Linked DNA regions of Homo sapiens: all the other regions are linked to region 4. Evidence: chromatin loops called from intact Hi-C (ENCODE). Cell type or tissue: Caco-2. All regions are shown on one strand. Region 1 has its middle 410 kb from the start of NR2F2-AS1. Region 2 overlaps NR2F2-AS1 (NR2F2 antisense RNA 1). Region 3 overlaps LOC112268156 (a long non-coding RNA gene). Region 4 overlaps LOC112268156 (a long non-coding RNA gene). Region 5 overlaps NR2F2-AS1 (NR2F2 antisense RNA 1).

Region 1 (5,000 bases), 200 kb before region 4:
TAGGTCCATCACTGGTGTGTGTGCATATTGAAAGAATGTGTATGTGAGGAGCTGTCCTACTATAAGCACATAGCTTGGGAGTGGAAAAATGCTGATTCACTGCCCTCAAAGAAGATAAAATTGGCATTATGCTTGTACACACACACACACACACACACACACACACACCCACAGCTGATTGATACAGTTGCTTTATTAATTGGTTGTAATCCAACTTGTGAGACTTTATAATTTGCTTATGTTTTTCTACAAAATTTAGATACAGGACTTTTTGGCATTGCTAATCACAAAGTATATTAAATTTTTTAAAAAGTAAGGGGCTGAATTTTGTTCATAAATGAATTGCAAATATTTCAACATAGGGGAATTCAAATATTTTTAAAAAATTGATTTCTCTATATAGCAGGTGTAGGTTATTAACTATATGCAACATTCTACCTCTGTTTGATCACTTCATTGTGCCTGCTCTTGGGCAACTGGGTATAGATAAAGGCATATGCAAGATATTCCAGACCTCATTACAACTATGTAAGGATGTCCCTTCCAGAGGGAATGGGCGGAGAGTATAGATGAATCAGAATAAAAAGATTTCCTCTTCATACACACACAAACATACTCTGTGCCCATATCAATAGATTATTATGCATAGAGTGAACATGGTTATCTACTGCAACATTAATACAGTAGAAAGCTCCCTGGCCTTGGAATCTGAAGGTCTGAGTTTTAGAACTTTTCTTTGGCAAGTCTTTTCACTTGGTCTCAGTTTTCTCATCTGTAAGATGAAGTCTTTTTAACTACCAGAAGAGCTCTAAGTGTACAATATTCTACAATAACTTTATATATCCTGTCACATTTCCCTTCATGTATTAGCTTCTGGGAAAATCCAAATGGAATTTAATATTGGTTCGATAAATAACAATTATACATGAGCACATACTGATGTCTAGACACTAAACTTGACAATAGAGATTCATCAGTGAACAAAGTTCCTGCTTTCATTGAGTTTGCATTCTACTTAACTCACAGAAATATATCAACCTACACTTTAAGAATAAAGTTTGTATCCATGTCTAACACAGTTTTGGATTTCTTTTCTATGTGATTTCATCTACTTCATCATTTAATTATCTTTGTTGTAAACAACCTCAAATAGTCTTCAGGAAAGCAGGAAAGGTCTTAAATAAAAATAAATAATGCTCTTGGACACTATGGAGAGCAACAAGCATGTCTAAAAGCCCCAAACTTAAGAATAAGTTGAATAAGAATAAGAGAGACTCCTGGAGCAGAATTGTGTTATGGGCAATGCATCTTCAAAACAGGACACGTTTCTTTAACTAGTTAGAGTCTTTAATGGAAGAAAAGAACAGGAAAGTCAGGGAATAGTGATTTTGACTCACACCACTGAGGAAGGTCATTAGAAAGAAGCATCAATAAGGCTTTTTAAACCTTTCCTACTTGTAACACACAGAGCCAAGCTTATAGGAAAACTGGAACTACAAAAATTACAAATGGCAACGCTATTATTTGGCACATAGTTGCCAAAGGCATTCAATATAAAGATTTTACAGAGGTGTCAACTGATACATAGCAAACACACAAACAGTCTCCAACACTGTAAAATAGGCAAGGAAAGCTAGGGCAAAATATTAAGTATATAAATTATATACATACATATTTTTTGCGATACAGGCTGGGGAAGTGCTTGCTAGGCACTGTAGTTAAAATGAGCAATAAATACCAGGGCTAATGCTGCCAATGTCTTGTTGGGCATGGGTGGGGAGGGGGGGGTTCCATTCAATATAGTTTTGATTTTCCAGTCTGTGGTTCCAATTCACATTTTGGAAAATGAAATGGTTAGAATATTTCTTGCTGGTCTGTTATACATTTAAAACAGGTTTCAATGCTCTCTCTCTCTCTCTCACCATCAGGACTCATTTGAGGAGTCAGACATGTGAAAGAGAACATTGACTGCTTTTTAGGATCAGCCTCCTCTTCCACCCAAGATAAGGCTTTGCTGCAGAGGTCAAACAACTGTCCTTTCTCCTCCCCAGGACATTCCTGGGGAGGAGAAAGTGAAGGCACAACCTCACTGGTGCTGGAAAGCATTGCAACAGAAAGAAGTGGTTCACTTTCTCTAGGCATCATTCCACTTTCTGGGAAACACAAGCTTGAATTGGAGTACAGTAGTGACCTTGCATTGAAATAGCACACTCTGTAACCCTGTCACAGCCAAGGCAATGAAACGATGACAATTTCCCGTTTAACTTTTTATATTCCTATTTTGTTTTACTTTACAAATCTGGTGAGAAAACACCATCTTCCTTTAAATTCAGGTAAAAGAGATGTCACAGATTAAAAATGCAAATATTGGGGAAGACGCGTGCAAATGACAGAGACTTAGTGGGAAAGAGTGAGGGAGTAAAAGCCGGAGGACATCCTTCTGTGTGCTAGCTATTTACTCTGGATTTTTCCAGTCGCAAGAAGAAAATTACAACGTGTATAATGAATGCCAAATAGAAAATAAAGTCATTTTTATTTAACTTTGGGATGAAGGTAATCTTCGTATTTGTCTGCCAATGTGTCTTTGATTGTGTTTTATTTGGGCTAATGTTAATATGAATCAATGAGCTCTTAGAATTCATCGAACTCCCAACTCTCATTTTGCAGATGGAGAAGCAAAGTCAAGTTAGGGGAATTACGAGACTGGAGCTCCAACCCAGGGCGGTGGCTTCAGTCAGAGCTTTTTCCATGTGGACTGAGACAGCACACAAGGGCTCAAGCAGGGAATGCGACCTGGACACTCTGGGCAGGGCTTGGGAAATTTTTTTAGCTTGAATTTTAAATAAAACTTTAAATTTCAGATGCGACCAATGATACGAGCAGCAGGCTGTTAAGATCACAAACACGGGGCAGGAATGGTTCCCCGAGCGGTCAGTCCTCCACAGACATGCCTCTCTCTCGAGTGTTCCCCCAACTTGATGGTCTGTTACTCCAGGCTGCAGCAGAGGTTCATGGTGATATCCCTTCCCTGGCCACTTCCTGTAATTCTGCAATTTGGGCACAAGAGTCCCCTACATACCTGTGCATGCAGCCTTTCTGCCTGAGCACCTCACTCACGACAACATGCTTATATTTGTACAGCTCTGAGTACTTTCATAACTACTCCCTCATTTAAAAGTCATCAGAACAGCTGAGGGCAGACAAGGACACTGAGGCTCAGACATGGAACTTTACACTTAGAACTACCTTTCTGAGCTCTGTCCCTCAGCCTACTAACTTGAACAAATATCTTAAATAGTATGAGTTCAATAAAATGAAAAAAGACAAAGTTACCTCATTTACTACCACTAGTTCTAGAAAGGCAAATGTTATCAAGAATAATATTTTATATAAAGGCACGGATTTACAAAGTAGATAAATTTGAGAGCAGTGTATTGGACTGCAAGAGAAACCCAACTCCAAACCACCACACCTTTTAAAAAAAAACAGTCACCCCCCTCAAATTTTATCCAGTTAAGGGAAAAAAAATCTTAGTTTACTTACAACTTATGAGCACATTTGTTATGCGAATTGAAATATATCTGCTGGGGCCGGGCACGGTGGCTCATGCCTGTAATCCCAGAACTTTGGGAGGTGGATCACGAGGTCAGGAGTTTAAGACCAGCCTGACCAACATGGTGAAATTCCGTCTCTACTAAAAATACAAAAATTAGCCGGGCGTGGTGGCGCGCATGTAATCCCAGTTACTCAGGAGGCTGAGGCAGGAGAATCATTTGAACCTGGGAGGCAAATGTTGCAGTGAGCCAAGATCGTGCCACTGCATTCCAGCCTGGGCCACAGAGCAAGACTCCATCAAAAAAAAAAAAAAAAAAAGAAAGAAAGGAAAGAAATATATCTGCTGGGGTTTAAAGAAATAAAAAATTATTTTTTAAAAAATATATTGAGTACCTTTTACATAGCAGAGCCTGTGTTAGGTTTTTTGGTTAATGAGAAAATAAGTCACAGTCCCACCTGGGAGACTTCACGACCCATTTACTTGTCTCCATGAAGCCATGTACTAAAGCCGCTGTTGCAGAAATATCACAGGATGCAGATATTTACAATAAGGAAAGTCTCAGGGAAAAAAAAGGCTAATAATGAAGGTGACGTCAATGGCTAAATATTCATCTATAATTATCAAAGTCAGTTTGCGTAGGCGATATACCTGCTTATCGATATGAGATAAAGCACTTTTAAAAAAGCATATCAGAAAGCAAGTCGGTGTGAATGTTGTTGTTCTAGGAAAAGGTAATCTAATTTATAAAATCAGTAAGTTGCCCACAAACTGTAGCACTTTGTTTTATTAGTAACAAATGACGTAAGACACACCTCACAACCGAGGTTGGGGAACAGTTGCTCAGCAGCTGTGAAAGCCTGGGAATCTAACTGCAGTTTCACAATTTCACCTCCGGACCTGACTAGTCATTTCATTTTAAGATGGTTAAAATCTATAACACACACACACACAAACACAAACACAAACACACAAAATGATCTCTGTCCACTAGTTCCTATAGAAACACAGGAAATACTGCACCCAGAACTCACCTTCCCTAACACTCCAGACCTCTCCCCAGCCTTGCTGTTGACAGTTCACCTGTTAGGCTCATGAGGGGCTTGGAAAGGTCCACTGAGCTCACGATAAAAAGAGTTCAAAGTCCCACAGCATCTTTGTAGCCCACGAGCTACTGACAGTTCACACTGCTCCAAGCAAGGAGCAGGTATTGGAGCTGGGAATGGTGGGGCAACACCCAGCTCTCTGGGGGCAGGACTGGATTCTAAGCCCAGCCACAGGGAACAGACGAGGAGGGATGCTCAGAAATGGAAGCATCTTGGCTTTCCTCAGCTTTTCTGTTTCTGCTATTGATTACTAGGGTTAGAAGCAAACTGAAGAAGAAGAATAAAAACTATGTAAAGGCCTTTCCCAGTCCCAAGAAGATGAATGCCATCCTGAGAATCGA
Region 2 (5,000 bases), 86 kb after region 4:
CTGGAAAACATGGTCTCTTCATCCTTCTCCACTTCTGCAGTTCATCAACACAACAGCTTTCACGCCCTAGTCAATTTTCTGAGGTCATTAGAAAACTGCATCTACATGGTCAGCGGGGAGAAATTGGGCATCAAAAAAATCCCATGAAGATGCAGGAGGAAAAAAAAATCCTAGAAGCTAGTCTGACTGATCATATAATTTCCCTGCTTAAAAGTTCTCAATGTGGGAGGCCGAGGCAGGCAGATCACTTGAGGTCCGGTGTTCAAAACCAGCCTGGCCAGCATAGCAAACCCTGTCTCTACTAAAAAAAAGTACAAAAATTAGCAAGGCATGGTGGCATGAGCCTATAGTCCCAGCTACACGGGAGGCTGAGGCAGGAGAATCACTTGAACCCAGGAGGTGGAGGTTGCAGTGAGCTGAGATCGCACCACTGCACTCCAGCCTGAGCGACAGAGCGAGACTCCACTTCAAAATAAAATGAAAAAAAAATTTTTTTAAGTATTCAATGGGTCCTCCTTTCCTTTAATATTAAAAATAAAATAGTTTCCCTGCCCTCCAGGGGCCTGTATGGCCTGGCCATTGTCCACCTCTTCTCTGCACCTCTCACTCTGCTCACATTCCCACTGTATCCAAGTCCTTGGGCACTTCATTTGACTGTAAGCTCCATGAGGTCAGGGGGCTGTCTGCTTTTGTTTATCTCATAACTAGCACATAGTAGGAGTTCAATAAATATTTTTAAGGGAATGGGTGGATGGACAGCTTATTTGCAGGAACAGATGTGATTTGTTTTATAATGCTTTCTAGCAGATTCCACCGAAGTCCAGTCCAATCCCCCAATAACAAGATTAACAAGTTTTAAAATAAAACTTAGCAACTATGCATGTAGCCCTGTTTGACTTTATATCTCACATGACCTCTCCTGTTTCTGTGAATCAGAGCTTCCAGCTGGCTGGGATTCTATCTGTCATTTCTCAGCAGGCAGAAACCCAAAGGCCACAATCTCTGGTTGCTTTATTCTTTTTCCTCTTCACAGATCACCTCAGGGGAGACACCATCTACTATCTTCCTCACAAAACTTCAGCGTCTTGAATTACCTTCCTGACTGCAAACACCTGATTCATCCATTTCTTCCTGGAACTCTTAACTTAGCCAAAATTTTAGGTTGTATTCAATTAGGAAAAATCATACAAAATACCTATTCCCACTCAATTCTAGATTAATCGAAATCTTCCTGTTGAGTTGGTTATGCAGGTAAAACTACACCACCGGCTTTGGATATTTAAAAAAAAAAAAAACACTCGAGATAGTCAAAGCCTTCCATATCTAGCCTAAACTACCATTTTCTTCTCATTTCCCACAATATCCACCAATAAATTTACAGTTCAGCCACTGTAATTTCTTTTTGTTTTTGTTAAAACAGAGTCTTGCTCTGTCGCCCAGGCTTGAGTACAGTGGCATGATCTCTGCTCACTGCAACGTCTGCCTCCGGGTTCAATTCTTGTGCCTCAGCCTCCCAAGTAGCTGGGATTACAGGTGTGCATCACCACGCCCGGCTAATTTTTGTATTTTTAGTAGAGACGGGGTTTTGCCATGTTGGCCAGGCTGGTCTTGAATTCCTGGCCTCAAGTGATCCGCCCACTTCAGCCTCCCAAAGTGCTGAGATTACAGGCGTAAGACATCATGCCTGGCCCTAGCCACTATAATTTCTAATCGATTTCAATATTTAGAACTGAAGATTATTTTATTTGTACTGCTGTTTTCCATTTGCCAAACTCTTTTATCACCTTATGGGGCTGCTTGTGAACTTCTCTTCTTCCTTAGGCCAGGCAATTCAATGTTTCAAACTGAGTAGGGCTTTCAGACACTGATTTTTATCTTAAAATGGGAGTCGAGAGCATTTTATTCCTTTATTTATTTTTTCTTTGAGACAGGGTCTTGCTCAGTTGCCCAGGCTGGAATGCAGTGGCTTGATCTCAGCTCACTGCAACCTCCACCTTCCAGGCTCAAGCGATCCTCCCACCTCAGGTTCTTGAGTAGCTAGGACTACAGGCACATGCTGCCATTATATTTATTATACATATTAAATATATATAATATATTATAATTATATATACAAATTAAATATTTTACATATATATATATGAGAGATGGGGTTTCACTCTGTTGTCCAGGCTGGTCTCAAACTGTGGGGCTCAAGCAATGCACCCACCTCAGCCTTACAAAGTTCTGGAATTACAGGCCTGAGCCACTGCACCTGGCCTTATTGTCACTTTTTCTAAAACATATTTGTGAGAAAGACAAATGGACGCTTTAAGACTCCTTGAGAAATCAATTGAACCCCTGTTATGCCAGATGAGCCCAAGGACATAGTTTTGAAGCCTGGATCTGAGCACTGTGCTGGACCTGGAAACACTTCACTGCTTTCCTTGAGAAGGCAATCTCTCCAATGACTGAGCCCCAGGCACATCCAGGAGGCTTCATAGCACAACACCAACAGCTAGCAAAGGTTGCCCTGCAACTTTAGGTTAGCACTAAGGCCAGAAGTGGGAAGAGGTTGTCGCCAAACACCTTCAGCCATCTGAGCAGCTCTTTCAACTTGGTTTGTGCTGCTTTGTCCTGGGGACTGTCTAAAATGAAGGACCTCTTTGGCTGCCCTCTGCTTTCCCTCTGACTCGCTGAAACACCCGGAATGTTCTCCGAGACGCCTGGAGGTAAATTAAAAGTTCCATTCGTTTATGTATGCCGCCCGTCAGCACTCAGTCAACATCAGCACATACCTTTGGACATTGCCCAGATAAGTTGTATTTGATCTGGTGACCTAAAGGTGAATTGTAGGTTATACTTAATTACACTCATGAGCCAAGTCCAAGTCAGTAACAAACCTTTCTATTTCACTCCGAAATACCGTGAAACCCCTTAAGGGAGTCCACTGATTATACCAAAGAGGTTTGTATGAACCAACTAGGGTAAATAATTAGACTGTATTTTTAATTAATATTGCAATGCCTTCCAGCACAACGATATTTAAGATGATGACAGTATTGGAGATAAGTAGAGAAACAGTCTTGCGTTTAAATCAGGAAGAATGAAGGAAGTTTTGTCAGATTGACAAAAATACCCTATAATTCTAGCAATTTTGTGTCAAAAGTTTCCAGTGTGTTTAAAGGAAGTTTTCAATTTAGTAAATGCTCTGTTTGCCATGGTGAAGATATACAGAAAAATAAATACAGAGAAAACGAAAGGCAGGTAGTATGCATTTTTTTAGTCATGTGAACTTTATGGGAATAATAACAATTAACACAGATTTCATAATGGGCACCATTTCAATTTTTGTTTCATTAAGCTTCGTAAAAAATATAGGCTTTTGAAAAAAGCCAGTTCAATTAAAGCATGAACTTTTCATTATTTTTTAACACATTTTACCTATTTTTAATTGATAGAAGTGTTACATATTTTGCCAAGCTAGGAGTTTTTCACACTTCTTTAATTCAAACCAGCTTGATTTTTGCAATTCAAATAGACACATTATTATTTGGTATTACCTGGAAACCAAATAAAGTAACAGTAAAACTTATTAAATAGATCACAATGCATACATTATTTCCTAAAGAAATTTATTTTATTATACTTTCAGAATGAAGTAAATCTTTTTTTTTTTTTGTTTAACCCTAGCTAAACCTCATAACTCCTTAATGAGAAAGACACTAATAATCTACAAATAATATTTTACAAATGAAAAAACCCAAGCACTAAAAAGTTATGTATCTTGCCCTAGGTCACATAGCAAGTGAAAGGTCAGAATCTTAACACTGCTATTCTGACCACTTGTAATACCTTCTCTAGGCTTAAGATAATAAACAAATTAAGCAAGGGATATGTCTTTTTATTTTTCCCTTTTTTGTTTGTTTGTTTGCTTGCTTGCTTTTTCTTTACGTAGTATTGCTGTGCTAGGCACATGTTAGTATCTCAACGAATAATTTGTATTCAGCTTTCTATTAAGCACAGCTCTCTACAACCTGCATTGTTAAACATTTATAGTCAACAACATGATGTTAATTATGACGACCTGAAGACATTGCAAGATAATAGAGTCACTTGAAGCATCAAAGAAAGATAAAAATATGTTCATCTGTGCCCTGAACTGCAGATTATTGATAGGGACCAGAGCCAGGGAAACTCTGGGCAGAAGAGGGCAGGTCCCCGGCCCCACCTTCAAGCTGAAAAGCCTAATACTGCAGCCAAAAGTGGGAGTAAAAATCCCTGTTGTCCCTCTTGAATGTTGCCTCTCCCAAAACCACCCATGGCCCACCCCGTCCCCCATCCTGTGACCATAAAAACCCCAGGCTCAGCCAGCAGAGAGAGGAAAAGAAGCTGGATGAGGAAAAACTATGGTTGGACACTGGAGAGAAGCAGCTTGACTTCAGAGGGACAGCTTGACAGTGTAGCCTTGGAAGGAGTCCAGCTGGAGATGACCAGACTCCAGGGGAAGTTCACCTTCCTGCTCTTTCCCCTTTTCAGCTCCCCTTCCAGCCACTTTCACCAACAAAATCCCCCACATTTACCATCACCAATTCATTCATGCGACCTCATTACTACAGGATACCAGACAAGAATTCAGATGCCACGAGTGCAGGTGCAAAAGGCTGTCACACTGACCCTCCACTGAGCTGTTAACACTTAAGTGATCCACAGACAGGAAAGCTAAAGGAGCACTGTGGCACTCCTTCTGAAGCTTTAGAGGTAGTGGGCACTCCCCTAGATGCTGCTGAAGGGCCTGCACAAAGTTTAGCTCCTGCCAGTGCCCAAAAGCACTCTCCCTGGCTCCTGCACCCACTCACCTGTTCTCCCCCCGCTCCCACAAGGGGTGAAACACAGCAGGACCAAGAGAGTGGAGTCCACCCGTGCCAGCACCAAAGTGGCCAGCTAGTTCTAGCACCCATGCACTCCAGTTCCCACCCATGAAGAGGTCAGGGAAATACCTTGCTTCATTAGTATCACCA
Region 3 (5,000 bases), 59 kb before region 4:
TATCTATATCTACTTTTTTTGTATGGAAAGCCCATTTCCCCCCACTGGTCTGTAAGACTATTTCTTTTCCATTCTCATATCTATGTAGGTCTGTTCCTGGGATCTTTATTTCTCTACCAGTGTACCACCAGCACACTGTCTTGAATATGATCACTTTAACATCATTCAGTCTCTAACTGCGCATGTGCTTTTTCTTTACTCTCCCTCTTCAAAATCACTATTTTGAGCTATTTGGGGTTCTTGATTCTTCCAGATGAATTAACTAGTTCCACATGAACTGACTAGCTCTGTGAAGAAAAAAATCTGTTGGAGTTTTAATTAAAGTTTTAGATTACTTTTGGGATAATTGATCTATTTAGGAAAATAAATCTTCCCATATATAAAATATCTAAGGCCAGGTGCAGTGACTCTTGGCTGTAATCCCCGTCTCTACTAAAAATACAAAAAAATTAGCCGAGCATGGTGGTGTGTGCCTGTAATCCCAGCTACTCGGGAGGCTGAGGCAAGAGAATCACTTGAACCCAGGAAGCGGAGGTTGCACTGAGCTGAGGCTGCCCCACTGCACTCCAGCCTGGGTGACAGAATGGGACTCCATCTCAAAAACAAAATAAAATAAAATATCCATGTATATGTCGTTTTGTGTCCTTTGACACTGTTGTACAATATTCTTCATACGGGGCATCCATTTCTTACATTTACTCATTGACACCTGGTGCTTATTGGGCATAGAATCCTTTAAAGAATACATTTTCTAATTGGCCACGGTGATATTTAGGGACACAATCAAGTACATGTATTGGTACTTATATATCAACGTTGTATGTGTCAAATTTCCAAAATTCATTGAAAATTTGTATTAAAAATTATACTACCTGTAATCATGACAGTTTCTTCATTCCAATAATTATAGCTCATATTTCTTTTGTGTATTGCACTGTCTAGGACCTAGAAAGAGTAATAAAGGAATGGAATTCATTGTCTTATTCTTCACTTTATAGGAAATGTTCCTTACACATCAGTATCAAATATGATTTTTTGTTTTAAGTATTTGTAGATACTTTATCAAATTAAGAAAGTTCCTTTTTGTTTCCAAAAAGCCCAAGGAATTCTGACACAGTAATGGAAATCCAATTGCAATTCGCATGCTGGCATCAGGCATGTAATAAGTGTGGTCCATTTTTCATCAATAGAATGATAAATGTTGATAATGCAATTGTCTAAATGTTTACAGAGTTTATAGAGGATATTCTTGCCAACTTTCTTCTGTGGGCTAATATTTGGGATTTAGTAGTAGAATAATGTAAAATTTTCTATAAAACAATCTCTTCGGGCTTAAATAATCTCTTTGAGCAGCGTTGCAAGAGTTTAGCTTTAGTCCTTTAGAGTAATGGAGTTCTATCTCTTGCCTAACAAAAGTAATATTATTCTGAGAGCTCAAGATATAGAAAATTATATATTAGAAAATTCTTACAAAAATTATAAACCCAGCAGACCTATACTAACTTCTGTTTCCAAATCTCTTATTCTAACAGCATTTCAGAAATAACTCAGGGATTAAAATGGCCTGTCAGGTTGACATCCACATTTCTAGATTAATTCACTTCACATGAATACATTTTTCAATAACTTTATTGAGAGTTCCAAAAATATTTACAAGGCTTTATTTGATCCTGATTTTACTTTAATCACACTCACTTCTCTAAGGGTAAAAAATGATATGTTTTAACTAAATATAACTGAAATTTTAAAATGATACAATTAAAGGCTTTTCAGAAATGCAATGTAAACTATCTGAAGGAGTGACAGAGAATTATTGGAAGTATATTCAGGAAATGGAAAGATTCAAAGCAATAGCTAAGAAAATAATGCACCCTCAGGAGGCTCAAGGATTAGAGCCAGATGCATGATGTTACTCTTTCTTTTTCTTTCTCCCTCTCTCTCTCTCTTCCTCTCTCTCTTTCTCCTTCCATTCATCCATCCTACTCTCATCTTTGCTCCACTCTCTCAGCCTTCCTCTAGTAGTGCAGAAAATAGACGCTCTCAGGATAAACAGCTAACGCATGCGGGGCTTAAAACCTAGGTGATGGGTTGATGGGTGCAGCAAACCACCACGGCACACATATCCCTACGTAACAAACCTGCACGTTCCGCACATGTATCCCGGAAGTCAAAGTAAAATTAAGAAGAAAATAGATGCTCTACAAAATGCTCAGGAAGTCCCCAAATCCACCCTCAGGTTTAACAATTTATTAGTAGGACTCACAGAACTCAGAAAAGCCCCTACTCTCATGGTTACGATTTATTGCAGTGAAAGGATACAGAGAGGAGGTGCATAGGGTCGGGTCTAGGACATACCAGGCATGGAGTTTCAGTTCTCTCTCAGCAGATAATGCAAACATGATATATTTCTCTCAGCAAGAATATATAGCAATGCACACCGAATATTACCAACCAGGGAAACTCACCCAAGCTTTGTTGTCCAGAGTTTTTACTGGGAGTTGGCCATTCGGACATTCTGTTCACCCATGTGACTACCCTTAGTCTCTAACCCCTCTGGAGCTTGAGTGGTACCACATGTCCAAAGGCCCCCCCACCAAAAGTTACATTGTAAGCACAGACTATCTGGTATTGCTCAAGACCTCCAGTAAACAAAGACACTCCTACAGGCAGAACATTCCAAGGGCTTAGAAATTACAGCCCTGCAGCTGGGAGCAAAAGGGCCAAACCTCTCCAGGGCAAAGTTAATCCTTTACTGCATACCCTGAAGACTGAGGTCACATGCTTACCAACCCAGGAAGGAAGAATTGTTTTCCCTAATACTTGCAGTATAACAAACTCCAGGGAACAATTCTGATTGGCCCAGCTTGGGCCGCATGCTCGTCTCTGCACGAGTCACTGTGGCTCAGGGAATGAGGTAATATGATTGGCCCAGCCTGTGTCATGCACTCAGCTTCGAGGTCAGAGAACCGAACCATTTACCAGAAGAATTTCATGTTTGTCAATGCAAATAACAGCAACTACAACAACAACCACCGTAGACATTAAAAAAACAAAACAAAAAAACGCAATAAACCATCGTCTTGCTCTTCTCACTTTGAATTAAGTTCTGATTTCTAGATCAGGATATCTACAGATCTAAGGGAAGCAGATCTTAAGTTAACTAATTACGTTTGTAGGATATCAGAAACATCCACTCAGCTCTTTCCTATTTATATAATCGGTGGGAAAAATATAATTCAAAACAGCCAAGGGAGTGAGATTTTTATTTTTGAATATTAATTTTTGCCACTCTGATTGTACCCCAAAGTTTTAAACATTTTGTCTTGTATATGATGATTCCTACTTGATGTCGTTACTTGTGATGAGAACAAGGATTAGGGATTTATTATTGCCACTCAAAAATATTATGAGTTTTAAGAAAACAGGAAATTATTAGAAACTGGAGTTTTAAAAAATGTTTGTTATCACAAATATCCTTTCATAACAATCATTTAAATTATTACACTATGGTTTTCATATGCACTTACTAATGCTTTTATGGGGAATAAATCTGAATATGAAAAAAACTGGATAATGGGAAGTTGATTCAAACTTAAAAGAAATATGTCCTTAAAAGCAACGCATTATTTATAAGCAAGCCAACTCCAGATATTCCTTAAAGTGATTACCCAATTAAATTCTGGTATTAGAGGTTACTGAGATTTTTTTTAATATTCCTGACTTGAAAAAATGTCCTAGATTTAATAGGCTATCATAGGACACAGTTCTGTGGCACCTGTGATTTTAGCTGAGTTCACTGGGAAACTAGATGCAACGTAAATATTAGCACATAAACAAAGTTACCTGTTTGTACTTGGCAAAGTACAAACTAAAATATAATAATGATTATAATTATATCACCTAATTTCATAACAATCAGATCATGTGCTTATTTTACAAATGTAAAAGATGCTCTCAAACAGCAGCACGCAGGTGGCCCTAGTGCCATAGGTAGCATATTGATCGTGGAGGGACTGGAATTCACGTCTCACCCCAAAGCTGTATACTTAATCAATCACTAGCCCATTAGGCAACCTGGAAAAGACAGGGTCACCTCATGAAATCATTATTGGTCTCAGTCTCCCACTCAGTACTGGTTTTGCACTACTCACTCCCATCAATGCTGTTCATAAAGTAAATTTTTCTATGATCCCCAGTCTCCCATAATTTTCCATGGTTTGCTAACTGTATGCCTCTAAACAGGTGGAAACTAGTGCCATGCGAGGGGTGGGAGAGGAGGAAGAAAAGAAAATTACTGCACCTGGATAAGAGATAGTATGATCTCATCCAAACATCCTTTAAGGCTCAGTTCAAATCTTACCTTCTTTCGGAGCCTTCCCGATGGTCCCAAAGCACATACTCTTGACTACTTTGCCCAAGACCTACCAGGTTTTTGTTAGCAGACAGCTGGGATTCCTCCATCCTCCGCTCCAAAATGCTTTCAAATGCTAAGCCTCATCTACCCTGAGACTGGCCAGTCCCCTGGCAGTGCAACCATTGCACAGATACGAGCATAATCTATGGCCACTGTTCAATTTAGAGCTTGTTAGTAGTGAAGACATTTTTCTGATAACATTTTTTAAAACCATCTAGTTATTTGTATGTTTTCAAGGAGTTGTATGTTTATTTTTCTTGGTTGCTTAAATTCAATTGTTCCTATTTATCTTACAGAAAGACTAAATATTTTAAAATTTAGAATGACATAGCTGATATGGCCTAAATTCTTTTGCCTTGCCAGGTTTTTATTTTTTTAAATAAGGATACAGTTCGCAAATTTATTTTGGAAAGGCCAGTTGCCTCAGAAAGTAATTCTCTGGCAAAGTGGATTTATAAAACCTCTATTATTTTTAGGCTATCTAATCCTTTTTCCAATACTCTAATGGTCATATGCACAAAAACAGAAAAATAAACAGGCCTGAGACATGTCAAAAATAAAACTTAAGATTTCAAGCTTTTAGAGA
Region 4 (5,000 bases):
TGAGTAAGACTAGGGAAAAAGTTCTGAAACATACCTTTCCAGTATGATTTGTGCAAGGCCAAATTTGAAAGGTCACATGGTGTAGGAGACTCCAGGTAAAACCCCATATTTGTCGCTCCATCTTAAATTATACCCAAGTTCCTTTTTTTTTTTTTTTCCTTTGAGACAGGGTCTCGCTTTGTTACCCAGACTGAAGTACAGTGCTGTGATCTTGGCTCACTGCAGTCTTGACCTCCCGGGCGGCCTCAGACTCCCAAAGTGCTAGGATTATAAGCATGAGCCGCTTGTCTGGCCTATATCCAAGTTTCATGAGTCTAGAGCTATAGTTAAATTATTTATGGAAATGAATTTCTAAATTATAACACATCATATTTTGGTGATCCAAAAACAAGAATATGATGTAAAATATGGAAAATGCACCCGTCTTCCACAATGTATATCCAAGGAATTTTATTGTCAAGCTCATATGTATGTCAAGTAGAGTGGCTTTGACGAAAAACTCCGGGTTGGTTGGAGTTGAGGGTAAGACGGGAGAGAATTTGATAAACAATGAAGGAAACCACGGTTTCAATAGGAAATCAGTGCTAGAAATTGCGCCGTCACCACTCCCCAGTATGAGAGAGAGTGTTCAAGATTAGATAAAGGATAAGAATTCACATCTCCTCTGGATGATGAGCCAATACCCTCATTGCTAGACAGATTAAAAATAAACTTTGTTTTTGCCTGTGTTTAGTCACAGATCATTTTGGCCCAGAATGGAGTCAAACAGTGTGGATGGAAAAAAATTGCCAAATATTCAATTCATTTAGAACTACTTGCCTTCTGCAGAAAGAGGCTGGACTTGCTTGGGTTGGTTATTACTCAATGTTTTCTTTTGCCTTTCCATTATTTCTGTTGTAAAAAATCTCTGCAAGATCCAATCTAGAAGTGCCCATGGGTTCCAAATTGTAGGATTCGAATCTGTGATTGGAACGAGAAACCTGGCTTTTGAGTTGCATTAACAGAGTCCTCACTAGTATTTTGACTACCTGCAACACCAAATTTGGAATTAAGAACGTGATCAGATTGATGAAAGAATTGCTACGGAAAGTGCAAGGAACAGCTCTGAAATCTTGCAGGATTACAGGCTCTCAGTGACCTATTTTGAGCACAAAATTTTAAGGTTGTAAATATTCTTAAAAGCCCTAGAAATGTCCAAGCTGGTGCTTCTGCCACCTACTCTCATACACTGATTGAAGCACAAGGAGAGATGGCAGGAGGCCAACACAGGAAAATCTCCTACATCCCAGGGACACCAGTCCCTCTGTGTTCCCACAGCACCTTATCAAAAGGATTGACACATTTGTTACACACACTATCCCCTATCCCATCCTCAGTAAATAAGATAGACCTGGAAGAGAATAAACATGTATCAGTATCAATTAAAATTTTTCTTTACCAAGGCATTCTGGTTTATGACTTTATGACTCAGAGAATAAGTCATCTTCTTCATGGTGACTATAAAGGAAGCTCTTGTTATAATTTACTCTTCTTTTGCCTAGCCACCTGATCTCACTGAATTCCAAATACTGGCATGAAGAAAACCTGATCACCTAAATCTCCAAGACACTATAAAACAGGCATTATATATGTATGTGTATGTGTGTGTAGATATATATACATGGGAGAATAAACTAAAAGGCTAATTATATCACTAAAACATATCTTGCTTTAAGAAAAATATTCTTCCTTCATCGAAGTCCTACTGATGAGTTTCTGCCTTTGAGTACAGGCATCGCCAACACTGGAAAAAAACATCCAGCCATTTACTTAAAGTCATGCCCTCTGGCTCCTTAAGGATCATGTGACCACTGTGTCATATAAGCTCTCCAAAATACATCTCAGATTCTCACCAAAACGTGGTCTTGCAGTTACAACACACCAGGTGAACAGCCCCTGACTGTTTAGGGAGCCCTCCCTGACTCACGTGGGCCTCTGATGAGTTAATATGTGCAAAAGGACTGTACATGTTTAGGTAATTTACTTATTAAAAACATTAAAAGTTTTTGGCTTTTAGAAATTCAAAGAAAAAGCGACTCTTCAAGTGACTCCTGACCCCAGCTTATCAGATGACGGGTGTCATTCTGTCAAGGCCTCCTCGCGGACCATGTAAGGAAGGCCACATTGTAGAGGTGTTTACAACTGTATAAGGTTCACGCTGCTCATTCGTGTCAACACTAGGCAATACAGATCAACTAGCCCGACTAGTGGGGTCAGGCACAAAAAGAAAAGCAATGTAGATAAATCCTTATCTAATTAAGGGTCACAGCTCTTTTTTTTCCCACAACATTTTACATCAAAAGGAGCAAACAAAACTGGAGAAAGCAATCTTCCCTTGTACATTTCCCTACATGGTAATCCATATTTCAGAGGCAATTGCTTTAAATATTTAAAGTACTGCAGAGGTGTCAGCTAGACAGCCTGAATTCCACGGGTCCCTGAAAAAGTTGGGCACTACTTTTTGCTAAATTAACTTTTTTTTTTTTTTTAAGATACTCTGTTTTAGGAGAGAAGACTATCACTTTGTTCCAATGAAAAGCTTAAGCAAGTTGCTGGACTAGATTTGTGGAGTATGCAGGCATTGATATAGTACCTCACAGTGTGTGTGTGGTGGGGGGGCAGGTGTGTGTGTGTGTGTGTGTGTACACGTGGGTGCATGCCTTGTGCACCTTTGTTTTATCTAAATTGCAGGCAATAGCAATACAATATCCCCATACAATTGTTCTCGGTCTGGAGTCACTGTGTCTGGGTTTAACTTAGAGGTAAGGGAAAACAAGTTCTTCAGGTCGCTTCAGAAACCAGCATATCTGAAGTGCATTTGAATATTTTGGTTGATCAAGAGGGATGGTTTTGTCACTGAAATATCTGATGTCTCATCTCATACTTTTTTAATCCAGTACTTCGTAAGAGGATCTGAGAGCATCTGTGTGAATGTTGCATGCCTGAATAACTGGAAAACACCCGATTTGTGGGAGTCAACTCTCTTGACAAATCAACTTTCTCTTTACTAGTTTCAGTTTTTAAAAAAACATCTCTAGCTAAGGAGATCTTCTGTGTAAATAGTATTATCTTGGAGTGATGTCTTTGGCCTGATATAACACTAAATGCCACAGGTCTACCCTAAATCAAAATCTGCAATCTCAATTTTAATTTTTGTTCATTTTGCACTCTTATGAGGATGAACTCAAAAGTAAATGATTTAGCATTACAAGTTTAATTCTATGTACATTTATAGGATAGAAAATGCACTCACATTATACTCAGATGCCTAACTTAACAATTAGCTTCTTTAGCTAAATCTTCTCAAGAACCTTCCATCCCCCATTTAGCTCCGCCTATGTATGGGAAGAGAAAAAAAAAGTTACTCCCTGCTCCTCCCCAAGATGGTGCCTGTCTACGAAGAAGCTCTCTGTGTCTTTGCGACAGCAGGAAGAGCAGGGATCAGAGTCACAGGGGACTCTGGGTACATCTGGTGTCTAATGAAGGTTGGCTGGTCTGGCTGGTGCCCACACAGGCAGGAGGTCCTGTCTCACCTGCTGACATGTCAGGCTTCTAGTCTCAGAGGTCCCAGCTGCCACTGCATCTTGACTCTCATGCTGGCCCTCTGCTAGTGCATGGCCTCAACCCAACACACCTCATCATGGAGGACTGTAGGAACCGCTGAGACCTTGTGCTGAGCACAGAAGTAGTACAGCCTCAAGCACATCCATCAGGCCAGATGCCATCGTGTGGCTGCAGCGCCAACAGGGCCTGTCACAGTGGTTTCCCAGACTGTTCCATGGGAATAGGCAAGGCCTCATGTCCTTGACTCCCCTAAATCTATCTGGTCATTTCTAACACACCTCCACATCTGTTCACCCTACTCTTTTCTCCCAGTAATGCTTCCTTCATTTGTCCTCACTGGTTCCCTCATTTTTTCCTCTAGCTATAAGGACCCCAGAATTTTAGCTCTCCATATGGCTTCTCTGAATAACAATTATATTCTCCACCTTCCTTTGCCTCTGGGTGGTCAAATGACTGACCTCTGCTAAGGGATATTAGCAACGTGATCAAATGTGGAAGTGTGGCCTTCTTTACTTTTTTTTTTTTTTTACTGGGTGAGATGCAGATGAGGTGGACAGAGCTACAGCAGCCATCTTGCACCATGATAAGGAATAAGGATCACGGCAGAGTAAAAAATAAAAAAGGTGAAGCTTGAGTCTCTTACACTGAAGAGTGCCATCCCAGCCTTGAACTGCCTTCCCCAGGCAGCCAGAAAGGAGAGAAACACATTCTATCCTGTTTCAACCACTGCTTAGACTTCCAGTCGCTCGGCATCAAGCCTAATCCTGCCACATCTGTCTCCTTTCTCTCTCCCACATTCTACCTGAGTTGAAGTGGAGTTTCCTTTTTGTCTTTCTGACTTGTAGAGATGCTATCTCATTCTTGAGTCTCCTGGCTCAGCTTTTCTTTTCTTTCTTTTTTTTTTTTTTTTTTTTGTTGGGGGGAACAAGGTCTCATGCTCACCCGGGCTGGAGTGCAGACGTGTGATCATGGCTCACTGCAGCCTCCATTTCCCTGGCCCAGGCAATCTTCCGCCTTGCCTCCCACCTTGCCTCCCAGGTAACTGCGACTACAGGTACACACGAATAAACCCAGATAATTTTTAAAATTTGGGGTAGAGACAAAGTCTCACTATGTTGCCCATGCTGGTCTCAAACTCCTGAGCTCAAGTGACCCTCCCATCTCAGCCTCCCAAAGTGCTGGGATTGCAGGCATGAGACACCACGCCCTGTTGACTCAGCTGTTTTGACAGAAGCAGAGGTCCTCCTCTTGAAGAAACAGATGATCTCATCTTCCAGGCCTGACCTCTAATGAGTTAGCCCGAATGTATAGAAATTTAGAGAAGTATTTTCCAAAGGCTGACCTACTAAAGACTCAACAAAATTCTCTACCTGATGTTAAAAGCTGTGTCCTTCACT
Region 5 (5,000 bases), 100 kb after region 4:
TAAACACAGAGTAAACCCAGTTCTCTAAGGAGGCTCTAATGATTCTCTGCAGAGCGCGTGTCAGCCCGGCACCTGCAGGCTTCAGCGTCTCTGTTTCTATCATAAAATGAAGCATCTGTTTCAGGGAGGTGATATCTTTTTATCATCCAGTGTATCGCTCTGGTCGGAGTGGATGCAGCTCATTTGGTACACAAGGCTTCTGCGCCACAGGTAACAAATGGTCCCCCAGGAAGTTCTGCTCTCATCAGGGGTAAAAAGGGCACAGCTTTTGGCAAAAACTTTTGGTAAAAGTCTTCCTGGCTCACATCAAGTGGTCTTCTTTTAGTAAAAACAGGTTAGAAAGTGTAAAGGGGGATCCTTGAAATAAGGCAATCCTTTATTCATCAGCTCATTTATTCATTCATTCAATGAATATTCATCAAGCACCAACTAGGAGCGACGCCCCATGCCAGGATCTGGGGAGAGAGAATAAATATGGCAGATGCAGCCTCTGCCCTGTTGGAGGTCAATGCTGGTGATGGAGACAGACATTAAACAATTAATGGTGAATTAAGTACTTAATTACCACTGGGAAGGGTATCCCAAATCGGAAAGCACCCTGGGAATCTATAAGGGGGGCCTGATGCTTTGGGGCTTCAGAAAAGACTCCCCTGGGGAAGTGACATTTGAGCTGAGATCTCAAGGACAAGACAGAACAGTGCATTCATACAAGGGTGAAAGATTATTTTTCAGCCAAGGAAATGGCATATTCAAAGACCCTGGGGTGGAAGGGTGACACTGTCCCACATGAGAAATGAGAAAAAAATCAATGAAAAGGAAAATGGCTAAAGATGGGGCTGGTGACATGGACAGGAATGAAATCAGGCAGGGCTTGAAGGTAGTCTTATCCCAGGAGCATGACAGGCTTGGGCGGTTTGTGCCAAGAGCTTTTCTACCATTTATCTAGTAGGAACCACATAGCACTTGCGTTGCCAGACACTGCCCAGACACATTTAATTTATGATTTGCAATCAATCTAACATTCTTTCAACAAAGACATTTTAGCCACTCCTTGTAGGTGAGGAAATTAGGACTTAGAGGGGTTAGAGATGGGCCAGGTCCATGTAGTCAGCAGTATGGGCCCAGGTCTCTAACCCAGCCCAGCCCAGCCCAGCCCAGCCTAGCCCATGTCCTGGCTTTTTCCTCTGTGCCATGCTGCCTTCCCACCCATGGACCAAATAATGAACTGCTAAAAGTTTGTGAGGTTTGTGCCACATTGTACTTTTTCCAATTGTTTGACTCTTTGGGAGAATTTCTAAGTTACTAATTGATAATATTAAAATAATAATAGCTCTATTCATATCATTATAGAATTAAAGATAGTACAGCAGATTTGCCTTATCTCTTAGAAAGAATTCTTGGCAAGAAGGGATTAAACTAGTGTCATGTAGAAGCTCAAGGCCTGAGATCTGGAATTAGATTGACCTGGGTTCAAATCCCACCTTGTCCAGTAACCTAGAGTAACCTAGAGCAAGGTGGTTACAAATATTGAGACTCAGTTTCATCCCTGTAAAATGGACATATTCACGTCTACTTCAGTTTGTTGTTATGAGGATTGAATGAAATAGCTATGCAAATAATTTTCCAAGTTCCTGAGTGGCTCAGTCCACATTCGCACCTGTCATCACCACCACCACTGCCACCATCTTCTTCATCATCACTGTTAGTTAACAGAGTTGCCAGGTCGGTGGGACATGGGACATCAAACAGCTCATCTCTTTCCCCTGGCAGGTGTTTTTGAGCCTATTGCAAATGTGTTGTCCATTTTCCTGCTTTCTCATTATTGAAAGGAATGTGAACTCATCCCTGGCAGGTAGCTGAGGACTAAGTCTGCCTAAGAATGTCGTGCAGACATTAAATTCAAGAACATTTGAAAATGACACAAGGCAATTCCAAAAAGACTTAAATAACTCTACAAAAGGAGACATAGATGAACACAGCTGGATAGGGGGCATTTAAAATGTACCTGTCTTTTAAAATAAATGACTATACCAAATGGGAGGACTTCATTTTGCTTTGAAAACTGCTTTTTTGTCATTAGAGTTTTATGCTTTTAAAAAAACTTTTGAGGCATCAAATTGATCATTTTTAAATAGAACAAAGAGTTCACATGCAAATATTATATAAATATAACATAGGTGTGTACAGATGTGATGCAAGTTCCCCTGAAAAGTATATAAAACATCTAAATTGGGAAAGAGATCTAGACAAAGCCACCTGCTCCCTTGATGGTTATCTGGATTTCACCAGAGTACCTGCCATGTCCCTCCTTAGGCTGCTTGTATCCAGGTTTATACAAAAAGATCCACAAAAATCACTTAATAAATTAAACAATGCTTATAAGAGCTCCCTGTCCAGTGCCTGGCACCTTGTCAGACTTTGATCAATGTTAGCTATTGCAATAATACAACAATGATACTTTAGGATTGCAAAAGCTTTTAAAGTCCTCCACTTTAATGTCTATGTTTCACAGATGATAAAACTATGGTCCCAAGAGGTCACGAAACTTTCACAATATTTCAGAGCTACTAAGACCGGAGCCTACCTGTAAGGGCATGAAGAAGCTTAAGCAATCTGAGATCTGAGATAACCAGAAAGTTTCAGAATGCCTAGCGCTCTAAAAAAGCTATTCCTATCTCATGGGATTGTTCTTTCATCACACTAATTCCACTGGCATTCCTTTCTTCTCATCTGTCCCCACTAGGTTCTGTGAGGGCAGGGATTGTGTATGCCTCATTTCCCACCTTCTCCCCAGCAGCAGCACTATCACCTGGCATGTGGTATGCATTCAATGAAACGTTTGTAAATTGAATGGAAATGTATCAGCACAAACACAATGCCAAAGGACATGCCAAACTGTCATGATGTCCATCCCAGAATGACATGCAGGACTTAGTTAAATGTTAACCTTTTACGACTTTGAGAGATTAGACAGTTTTGTTATATAAAGAGGTGCTGAACAAAAAACAAAAGGTAACATGTGCCCAGTGAGTCAAGCTTGTTGTGGCTGATCCCTTCTCAATACAACTTCCTGGCTATCAGAGAGAGAACTCTATCTGCAATGAACAAAACCAGGTTAAAAAAAAAGTTAGGTGAAGCAGAAGCTGTGGATTTAGCAGAGAACTCTATACACTATAGACATGCTGATGACCACCTTCAGGCAGAAGATCTGTCCATTTGGAAATCTCATTGCCAATCCCACTGAAATTTGTTCACGGTTGTCTTAAATGTGGTTTGATACTCATTGTGGTCCTAGGGGCAAAGTGCCAGTGGTGATGGAGAATCCTGTGTCTCTATAGGAAGGCTCTGTCAACTGTCACTAGCCCAACCCATAAATTCAAACACACCATTTGTCAGCAGCCCTTCTTCCTGCCAGGCTTGCAGGGTAATGCTCCTTTCCCTCAACATAAAGTGTCCAGAGATGGGCCACAAGAAATGGATGGGGTGAAAGACATGCCCGGAATTGTAAATCACTCACTCTCTCTGAAATTCAAATTCATCTTCTATAAAATAAGGACTGTAAGGCTTGCCCAATCCACCCCACCAGATGGGTGCAAGGTACATAAAAGGCCACTGACAGGCATCTTCCAGAATGTAAAGTTGATACAATTATAAACTGGTTTTCATGTCTTGAGAGTGTCCCACTAGGTGTTACAAGGTTAACAAAATGAATACCACATGGCCCTGCCCTTCAAGGAGATTATAGTGTAGAAGCATGGTGAGTTGAAAAACATAGAAAGATAGATATAGAAACACACACACACACACCTGTTCTCTTATCAAATATTCTCGTGAAGAAATCCAATATAGAATATGCTAAAGTGCATATTAAATAATCTTTGTTTGATTGATATTGACTACTCTCAATTTCACTCGAATCAGCATATAAAGTTTTACATCTTTAGAGGAGAAGAATAAAAAACTTATAAATGGGGTCCTTTATATGAAATCCTATAAATTCAAAACCAGACATTATTAAAATGGATGAGAAAGATGTTCTGGAGTACATGTCTGCCTCTTATTTCCTGTACAGGACCCGTGTTTTCTGTATGAGTCCACAAGATCGAAGACTTTATGGACAGAAGTCATGTATCTTCAACACAGGTAAAGGACTTGCGCTCATGAAAAGTTGGGGGTTTCCCTCCCTTATCAAACAAACAAGCACGCTTGATATTTTGCCAAAACTGATTAGATTATATCTGCACTTAACTTTGCGGTAAATGCAAAAACAAAATCTCTAACATTTATAAACAAAAGTTTCTTTCTTACTTCAGAGTTCAAGGCAGGAAACAACTTTCACTGACTCTTAGACATACTACAGCTTGAATGTTACGGGGACATAAAATGTATTTATTATTGCTGTAGCTCAAAATTTCCATCCCACCACATTTGAACACTGATTTGGGGTTTACAAAAATAGCATCAGCAACATTGCCAAGGAGATCCTATAACCTTAACCCAAAGTAAATATGAAAGCAGAAAAGAAATGCAACCTTTTTAAAGTTCTCTCTATGCAAATATCATGCAGAAGTCACTGACTACTGAACACTCCCATGCCTCTCCAATATCTGAACCACCCCGGAAAAATACCATGATGATCTCCTTGTTATTTTGATCTTTCACAGATTTCCTTTAATTCTTATTCACTCTTTGTGTTGGTGTCTGTATCTACAGCCATCATCTATAGGTGGTAAATTTATTAAAAGTCCAATACAGTCATCACCACAAAATCACAAAAGAAGCTTTTTATAAAACCTCTGGGTCTATTTATATTCTGAGATCAAATTGTCACTCTATGCCTGAGCCATCCGTCAAAAGGAAACATATTAATAGTAGTGTGGCATGTGCTAAGACTTATGGGGCTACAAACTTCCTACCCTGCTATCCCCAAAACACGTATCTGCGTGAATTTATGTCCAACACTGCTGAGGGTCTGGACTAAAAAGAACTTTGGAACACAA

The links. Hi-C counts contacts between places; a loop is a spot of excess contacts. Peaks named below come from ENCODE experiments on the same cell type or tissue, not always from the same donor. Only the 100,000 strongest peaks of a DNase experiment are listed, where the experiment ranks them.
Region 1: a loop joins it to region 4, with 6 times the contacts of the local background. A loop is called at or near these places in 3 of 110 quality-filtered maps.
Region 2: it touches region 4 in a loop (3.0-fold over the local background); 2 of 110 quality-filtered maps call a loop at or near these places.
Region 3: it touches region 4 in a loop (2.5-fold over the local background); 2 of 110 quality-filtered maps call a loop at or near these places.
Region 5: a loop joins it to region 4, with 5 times the contacts of the local background. A loop is called at or near these places in 2 of 110 quality-filtered maps.

What each region holds. Positions count from the first base shown.
Region 1 is chr15:95,919,578-95,924,577 of GRCh38, forward strand. No RefSeq gene overlaps it. Among named protein-coding and RNA genes, the nearest start is that of NR2F2-AS1, 410 kb to the right of the region's middle. In Caco-2, no CTCF peak of the experiment used is centred here; a DNase peak (open chromatin) is centred at 3,064.
Region 2 is chr15:96,206,863-96,211,862 of GRCh38, forward strand. All of the region lies in intron 2 of NR2F2-AS1 (NR2F2 antisense RNA 1), which reads right to left. The region is part of intron 1 of LOC112268156 (a long non-coding RNA gene); the gene reads left to right. Among named protein-coding and RNA genes, the nearest start is that of NR2F2-AS1, 120 kb to the right of the region's middle. In Caco-2, no CTCF peak of the experiment used is centred here; a DNase peak (open chromatin) is centred at 2,689.
Region 3 is chr15:96,061,812-96,066,811 of GRCh38, forward strand. All of the region lies in intron 1 of LOC112268156 (a long non-coding RNA gene), which reads left to right. Among named protein-coding and RNA genes, the nearest start is that of NR2F2-AS1, 260 kb to the right of the region's middle. In Caco-2, no CTCF peak of the experiment used is centred here; a DNase peak (open chromatin) is centred at 2,780; H3K4me3 peaks cover 1,040 bases.
Region 4 is chr15:96,121,012-96,126,011 of GRCh38, forward strand. The region is part of intron 1 of LOC112268156 (a long non-coding RNA gene); the gene reads left to right. LOC105369212 (a long non-coding RNA gene) reads right to left here. Exons shown (of 8, transcript NR_158193.1): 2 at 4,974-5,000; 3 at 820-960. Among named protein-coding and RNA genes, the nearest start is that of NR2F2-AS1, 200 kb to the right of the region's middle. In Caco-2, no CTCF peak of the experiment used is centred here; DNase peaks (open chromatin) are centred at 2,160 and 2,680.
Region 5 is chr15:96,223,201-96,228,200 of GRCh38, forward strand. All of the region lies in intron 2 of NR2F2-AS1 (NR2F2 antisense RNA 1), which reads right to left. It overlaps LOC112268156 (a long non-coding RNA gene), which reads left to right. Exons shown (of 2, transcript XR_002957737.1): 2 at 4,073-4,143. Among named protein-coding and RNA genes, the nearest start is that of NR2F2-AS1, 100 kb to the right of the region's middle. In Caco-2, no CTCF peak of the experiment used is centred here; a DNase peak (open chromatin) is centred at 2,801.